Regions from separate parts of the Homo sapiens genome. Here regions 1 and 3 are each linked to region 2. A link is a loop called in an ENCODE intact Hi-C map of the cell type or tissue named here. Cell type or tissue: PC-9. All regions are shown on one strand. Region 1 overlaps CDC42EP1 (CDC42 effector protein 1). Region 2 has its middle 29 kb from the start of MFNG. Region 3 holds the start of IL2RB-AS1 (IL2RB and C1QTNF6 antisense RNA 1).

Region 1 (2,500 bases), 110 kb before region 2:
CCCTGGGACCGTGCCCCAGCCCCTCACACCTTGACCTCATCATCCTCCTCAGCATCCGCAAATTCAAAGGTGTTTGCTTGCACTGTGCTGGGCACTGGGGTCCTGCTGCCTGCCTGGGGCGCCCTCCACTCTTCGTCCAGGCTCTCCCAGGAGGCCCGGGCTTGGGGCAGCACCTCCACCCGCTCCTGCCGCGCATCCATCTCTGGGTAGTGGTGGCCGCCATCCCAGCCTGCTCCCCAGTGCCTGCCGAGGGCAGGGCCAGCAGGTCCTCGGGGACCCCCTCCCACTGGGCTGGACTTCACCTCAGCCACTGGGCCCAACCCAGCTGTTACCCCATTGGGACAGTGTCCATGGGGTGTGGAGCTTGCGGCAGGGGCTGGGGGATTTGCAGCAGGACCCGTGGGGGTTGCGGCAGGTGCTGAGGGGTTTGCAGCAGGCGCTGGGGGGTTTGCAGTAGTGGCTGGGGGGTTTGCAGCAGGACCCGTGGGGTTTGCAGTAGGGGCTGGGGGGTTTGCAGCGGGGGCTGGAGTCTCAGCTGCAGGGGCTTCTGGGAGGCTCATGACCCCTAGCAGCTCGCTGAGGAGTGAGGGCCCAAGGTCGAGGTCCAGGCGGAAGGACAAGAGAGAGTCAGAGCGGCGAAGCCCGGGCTCAGAGGGGAAGGAACCATCCCGGTCTCGGTCATGCGGCTTTTCCGAGCGGGGCAGGCGGGAGATGGTGCAGAACCCAGAGTCCAGGCCTAGAAGAGAAATGGGCAGTGGGCTCAGAGCTGGGGTCCCTCACCAGGAATTCAGGAGGGGAGACAGGACCAGTCCTGGCTTGCTGTGTGGCCTCTGGCTAGTCCCTCCCCTCTCTGGCCTCGGTTTCTCCCATCTTTCCAATAGAATACACTCCATGGTCACCTGTGTGATCTTCCTGTCTACCCCGAAAGCTGAAAATCATCATTATCCTCATTTCCATTATGCAGATGGGGAAAGTGAGGCTCAGTTTGGGATGGGGCGAAGGAGCTAGCCCAAGGCCATAGAAGTCTGACGAGGTGGAATCAAGTCTGGAGCTCAAATCTCCTCTCAGTCCCAACTGTGACCTCAGCCATGGCCACCGGCTCCCTGCCATGACGCTGGCCGATGGCTGCAGGTGAACCCATAGCACGTGAGCTGGTTTGTGGACACAGGATGGGACCAGCAATCAGGGTCTGACTGTATAGAAATGAAGGACAGACATGTCCAGCCCCTGCTTCCAGGACTACAGACCTGAGACAGAATCGGGTTTCTGTGGACCAGTCCTCAGTGCGGTTCTGAGCAGCCGCCTGGGGCAGGGGTGTTAGAGCCACTCCCGCAAGGCAGGGAGTGGCCACCAGGTGGCAGCAGGGGCCCATGGTTCTCAGGTGAGCTCTGACCGAACGGCCAAGGTGGCACTTCTGGCTGGGCAGGAAGGCCTGTGGCTTGCGGTTCCTGTGAGTGGTTTCCCAAATTTGTCGAGTTACAGGAAACCAAGTTCAGATAACAACAGCTCCAGTGTCCTGAGCACCTACTAAGTATCAGCCCCCCTGCGCCTCTCCTGGCACTGAATCTTAGCAATGACCCCGAGAGACTCATTATCCAGGCGAGGACTTGAACTTATAGAGGTCAACTGACTTCCTGAAATTCAGGCAGAACTGGATTGGAATCTAGAGCCCAGGCCCTTCACCTCTCCATGATATCATTCCGACATGAGGGGAAGGCTTTGGTTGAAGGGGGCAAGAATGGGTGGGTGACTGGTTCAGCTAAGGCCCAGAGAGGGGGATGTGCTTGCCCAGGTCACACAGCAAGTGAGGGGCAGCTAGAATTCAAACTCCACCTCCTCACTCTCAACCTCAGGTGTTTTGGGGAGTCAGCTTGTTCCCACCACTGCACCCCCTCCCCATCCATGATGTGGGGTCTGGGCCTGACCTCTGTGGTCACTTGGAGCTCACTTGGAGCTTGGAGGAGCCACTGAACCCCTCTGGGCCTCAGCCTCAGCCTCTGAAAAGTGGGCCAAGATGGCCCAGGCCCTCACCGTAGCTGGAGTGGCCGTCCGTGGAGCTGGTGGGGCTGCTGTCGAAGCTGAGCTTGCCAACCACGAGGCTGTCGTAGGCGGCCTGGTTGAGCTGGGGCAGGGAGATGGCGTTCTTGATGATGGGGGAGATGGCCGGTGGAGCCGGGGAGGGTGCAGGGGGAGATGCCATCCTCCGGGGGGGCGCCCCCACCCTCCGCACCAGCTGCAGCTTCTTGGCCAGGAAGCTGCGGGGTGAGCGATGGGTGCTCCCGGAGCTGCCACCGTGGTTGCTGAGGAAGGACGTGTCCCCGAAGACATCCCCGCCACGGCCCACATGCATGGTGTGGCGGAAGTCCCCGAGTGGGTGGCTGATCATGTCTGCAGTCAGCCGCCTCTTTCCCTGTGAACTGGACACCCAGCCCACAGGCGAGAGCTTGCCCAGGCTCATGGTGGCGGCGCCTCTGCCCCCCTGGGGGCCGGGCATCAGCTC
Region 2 (2,500 bases):
TTCTATATGTTCTGTAAGCAGCTAATGTGATATTTATATTAACTATAATAAAGATACATGCCAAGTAAAACATGAGGTGCAGGTGAATAAATGAGACATTCTTAATCAGTATAGATTAAAGCCATAGTAAATACACATTAGCTTTGTACTTAGTGTCAATCTAGAAGCTGGTCTACATAAATATCAGCTAACTTCTCTTTCCTTGCATGAAACCTTCAAGTTCACCTAGTTCAACCTCTCTCCCAGCGGAGGAATCCCAGGTCGCCTAACCACAGTTCGCCTTTCTCCAATGACGGTAGTTTCACTATTTCAAAAGGCAGTGAATCCATGCTGCTTCTGATTCGCTGCCCAAATTGGGAGCCGGTGATTTTCTCCTCCTCTGAGGGTTGTCCAGGGTGCACCATCTTCCTCCCCAGCCCCCTGAGATTCAGAGACACAGAGTCACCCAGAGATAATCTTTAAAGCTCCCCAGGTGATGGCAAGGTACAGCTAAGTGTGGGACCTACTGCCCTATAATGATCATCCATGATCTGCCTTGTCAGCTGTACATGCATTTGTTTATTCTTCATTCATTACTAGCATTTATTGAATACCCACGCTAGGAGCTGAGAGTACATACATGTTATTTACCTAATGTCTTTCTTTACATGGACCCTTTTGTATCTAAAGACATTCGTTTTAAATATTAATGAATCTGATGGATCAGATACAATCAAACTAGATACATAACTCTTAAAGAAGTTCATCGCTATTATCTAAAAATTACCCTGATAGTTTACTAGTGTTATTCACATGACCTTTTAGGAAATAATGAGTTCATTCATTCCTTCATTCACTCATTCCTTTCTTCCTCCCTCCCACATATGCTAAGTCTCTCTGACAGTCCATACGCAATGACAGGCACCCTCCCTTGCCCCCTGCTGGAAAATGCTCAGTGTCTACCTGCCACCCACAGTCACACCCCCTGCTGCTGGAACAGGAATGGAGCTGTTCCCAGCTTCTTTGGGCCTTTATGAAGCACATTCTTAGGGCTCTGTGCTCCTCCCACAGGTGCCCACCCTTTCCTTCACCCAGCCAGGCAGTCCTGGAGGTGTGTGTGGGGAATGCTGCTACCTGGCTGGATCCGGGGTAGGAGTCCCAGTGGACAGTGCAGAACATCACCAGCAGGGGGCACTCATGCATCACCACTGGCTTCTCACCTGGCCCAGGGCAAGGCAGGCCTGGCTGGAAGGTTAAGATGACTGGGGTGCCACTGAGGGGACCAGGCTAGGCTTGGGAGGGGCCCTATGGGATAAAAGGGCACGAAAGTGGGCCCCTTGCACTCAGATTCTAAGAAAATCCTCCCCAGCCAGGGGGAAGAAAAGCACACAGCACGTCTCCTTACCAGATTTAACAAACATGACCATCTGGGGGACAGCAGCCATCAGTTAAATAATCCTGCCATTTGGTGAGGGGCAAGGTTGCCTCTCAGGCACATGCTGGTTCTTTGTAGGGAGAGGAGTGGGACAGAGAGCAGACCTTCAGGCCAATGGGGCTCTCCTGGGGACTGGCCCTCATATCCCCACCTCCAGCCCAGCCAGGAGAAGACCAGTCTGGGTGGCCCGGGCCTTCTGCAACTGTCCTTTACCAGTCCCTTGGGCCTCATGTTCCCCTCCTGCAATCATTCCCACCCTACCTGCTTTTCCTGGGAGCATGAAGGTGGAAGTGTGTTGCCAACAGAGGAAAGCCATCTAAACAAAAACAAGGGAATCTAAAATGGAGCTCGCCTGCCCCCATCCTGCCACCCCCTTCCTACTTCGGAATTTGTGTGCATTTGTAATCTGTGAGTCTGTCTCATTGTGCATTGCTGGAGCTGACGATTAGGTGCAGTGGTGGCTCTCGCCTTGCCCTCTGATGACTTTTCCCTAATTGGTTTAATCTGTATTTTCACGCACTCACTGGAAAATGAGAAGAGCCGCCAGCTTCTCCGAGGAGCTGGGATGAGGCGTGAACCCTACGAGAAGGGTCGCGGGGGTTTGCGGCTCCTGCCATGGGGGCTGGGGAGGTCACAGGAAAATGGCAGACTGTCCTTGTTCTTGGGTACTCACAGTCCCCGGGCGAGGAGGGGCACGAATGGAGGAGGTACAGAAGGCGAAAACGTACTGGGGGCCTGCGTACCTGGGAAAGGAGAGGTGGGGAGAGGAAACCCTGACTGGGGTTGGCTCCCCCCGGGCAGAATGTCTGTCCGTTCAGGGGCAGGAACGGGGGCACCCAGGCAGAGAGATCCCAGGGGCAGAGTGTGAGTATCTCAGTGCCAGCTACTTGTGTTTCTGTGGCTTTCTCTGGGATAGGACAATTCTGTGGACCTCTCTCTGGATTTGTCATGACTTTGGGAAGACAGCTCGGTGGGTGTCTGAGTCTAGTGTGTTGTCTGTGTGTATGAGTGCATGAGTGAGTGTGTATGTGTGTGAGTTGGGTGTGACCACTGGTGGCTGCTAACTCTCTATTGCATTCGGCTTCC
Region 3 (2,500 bases), 290 kb after region 2:
AGGCTCAGAGAAGCTGTGGGACTCCATGCACTTCACCTGTGGCCTTGAGGCACCGCAGTCCAGCCAGGAAGACAGACACCAGGCAAATCCTCCCACCTATGCCCAGTCAATTAGGAATATGAGCACCTGATCCAGTGATGGGCAGGGCAGCATCCACTTTAGATGCACGGGGTGCTGGGAAAGCTGCCCTGAGAAAGTGACCGCAGGCTGAGGCCTGGGGCAGAGAGAACGTGGGCAGGGGCTCGAGGCAGGGAAGAGCTTGGAGACTTCCAGGAACTGCCAGACAGCCAGGGGCAGTGGGGCAAGGGAGAGAAGAAGCCAGAGAGGCCGCAGGCCTGGGCTTTCCATGGCGAGGAGGCCTGGATACTGCATAAGTGCAGCAGGAAATGTTGGGTGGGGTCGGATTTTCACTTTACAAGGGCAGTCGCTGGGGCAGAGGGCATGGGACTCAGGGAGGGACTCAGGAGGCAGAGAGATGGTGGGACGAGACTGAGGGTGCCGGCTGGGGCTGGGGGTAGAGGACTGTGAGCGCTTGGCACTTGGAGGCAGTCAGAGCTGGTCTGGGCAGGGGTGCTGTCACCCAGGGCCGAGGAAAGGGATACAGGAGGGGCAGAGGGTGGGTCGGAGGCTGTCCTGGGAACCCTAAACGTGGGGGCCAGGAGAAGGAGGTGCTCCCGTTTCTGATCTGTACCAATTAAGGGGAAGGTGAGAAATTGCTTGGGTGGAGTGTCCTTCTCTGAGTCTGGGGGTTAGGTGGGATGAGGGGACCTCGGAGGCTGGAGGCCAGAGTTCACACTCCTGCCCTGCTGTGTGACCTAAGGCTGAGAGCTGCCTCTCTCTGGGCCCAGATGCATCATTACCTATTCAGCAAGCAGCTGGGCCTGAGAGCCTCCGAGATCCCTTGCAGGTCTGCTGGTCTCGGCTGCCTTTCCTTGGTCTGCCCTCATGCTGTCTTCCCAGAAGCCAGGGGCCCAGTTTGCTTCCCCTGCTTGTCCTGTGGGCACTTGCGACTCCCGGGGAGGCAGCAGACACGGTCCAGCGTGGTCACGCTCCTGGCCGCGACTTCACCTCCCTCCTGCAGCACAAGTCTCGAGGAGGCTGGGGAGGTGCGCGCACTGCCCTCTGGTGGCAACTTCTGGGCCCACCTGTCATTGTGCCCTGCTGTTTTCTAACTCAATTATTCTTGAAGGGATGATTGAGCGCCTTTTGCATGCAAAGTCCCGAGGTAGGCATGAAGTAGTTGGGCAGTCCAGATGGGGGAGAAGGTGTCGTGGATGTGGAGCCCAGGGTGTCACTCTACGCGCTCCCGATCCCTCCCAAGGCCTAGGCGTCCTCCCTCCACCGCGGGAACGGAGCAGGGGTGGCACAGAACTCTGGTGGCTGCAATGAGGGTTCAACGGTTGAATGCGTGGAGTGCATCTTAGCTTCACTTCTGGCCCAGGAAGCGCAGGCTCCGTGTACAACACACGCAGCGGTGCAGTGCCTTCAAAGGGGGCGTGTGGCTGTGTGTGTGGATGTGCCAGTTTTGGGCTTCCTCTCGGCAGGAGGTGGGGGGGCGGGGAGGCTCTGGCGCTGAGTGCCCCCTTTCCATTGCGGTCCTTTGGTGCAGTTGAGGGTCCCCCCAGTAGCAGGGGCATTTCCAAGGAGCCAGGACTTCAAGGGCCTAAGGCTGGAGGGGCCCTGTCCAGTGCAACAGAGAGACCTTGAGCATGGGCGGTGAGGTCACCTCTCCTGGCCCAGCTATCAGCTGAGCTGGATGTGCATGGCTCAGGTTTGCACAAAGGAGGCCCACCTGTTCACAGGAGTTCTGGAAAGAACACACCTGTGGCAAAGACACACACACGTGCACACCAGACAGGCCATGATCTCGCTCCCCTGGCGAGGAATGACTTCCTTGCCGTAGGGAGAATTCAGGGGAGTCTGGCCCTCTTGAGGAGATGCTGTAGAGGGGAGTTGTGGACGGTTGGATTCAGGATGTTTTCAGCTCCAAGTGTCTGCTTTAGGCCGGTCTGCACCTGTGTCCTCCCCGCCTCTGTCCTTCTGGCACTTGCCCTGGGTAGGCCTGGCTCAAAGCCCTCTTCTCCCCTCCTCCCCCAACCCCACAAACAATAATAAAATTAAATTAAATTAAATTAAATTAAATTTTTAAAAAAAGCCCTCTTCTCCATGAAGCCTGCCCTGAAGAGGCAGCTGCCCAGGAGCATCTGCACATCTCATACAAACTTTAGCTGTGATTATATTGCATTCGTTCCCATGCCTATTTCCTGTCCCTGCAGCTAAACTCTGGGCTCCTTGAGGGCTGGGTGGAGTCTTGGGCATCTTTTGTGGCTGCTATAACTCCCAGCCCTGAGCCAGGATAATACAGACGCTTGACAAACGCTCCATGCTGACTGGCAGGTGTTCCTACCTTCCATGCCTGGGAAAATCATGATTCAGACTCTCCCTGGAGAGGCCACGGTCAGAGAAACATTAGGAAGGACAGAGTGGGTTCTGGAAGGCC

Evidence for each region. Hi-C counts contacts between places; a loop is a spot of excess contacts. Peaks named below come from ENCODE experiments on the same cell type or tissue, not always from the same donor. Only the 100,000 strongest peaks of a DNase experiment are listed, where the experiment ranks them.
Region 1: a loop joins it to region 2, with 3 times the contacts of the local background. A loop is called at or near these places in 2 of 110 quality-filtered maps.
Region 3: it touches region 2 in a loop (18-fold over the local background); 14 of 110 quality-filtered maps call a loop at or near these places.

What each region holds. Positions count from the first base shown.
Region 1 is chr22:37,566,344-37,568,843 of GRCh38, reverse strand. CDC42EP1 (CDC42 effector protein 1) reads right to left here. Exons shown (of 3, transcript NM_152243.3): 2 at 2,032-2,500; 3 at 1-736. The coding sequence starts at 2,494. The coding sequence ends at 24. Among named protein-coding and RNA genes, the nearest start is that of CDC42EP1, 7.1 kb to the right of the region's middle. RefSeq lists an enhancer at 369-1,020. In PC-9, CTCF peaks have their summits at 1,113 and 1,322 (motif pointing right); a DNase peak (open chromatin) is centred at 1,513; H3K27ac peaks cover 1,837 bases.
Region 2 is chr22:37,456,175-37,458,674 of GRCh38, reverse strand. No RefSeq gene overlaps it. Among named protein-coding and RNA genes, the nearest start is that of MFNG, 29 kb to the left of the region's middle. In PC-9, CTCF peaks have their summits at 959 (motif pointing left) and 1,162 (motif pointing right); a DNase peak (open chromatin) is centred at 1,114; H3K27ac peaks cover 3 bases.
Region 3 is chr22:37,165,325-37,167,824 of GRCh38, reverse strand. IL2RB-AS1 (IL2RB and C1QTNF6 antisense RNA 1) reads right to left here and starts at 1,066. Exons shown (of 2, transcript NR_199008.1): 1 at 861-1,066. It also overlaps a transcript of IL2RB not described here. RefSeq lists an enhancer at 846-895. In PC-9, CTCF peaks have their summits at 939 and 1,140 (motif pointing left); a DNase peak (open chromatin) is centred at 1,104; H3K4me3 peaks cover 287 bases.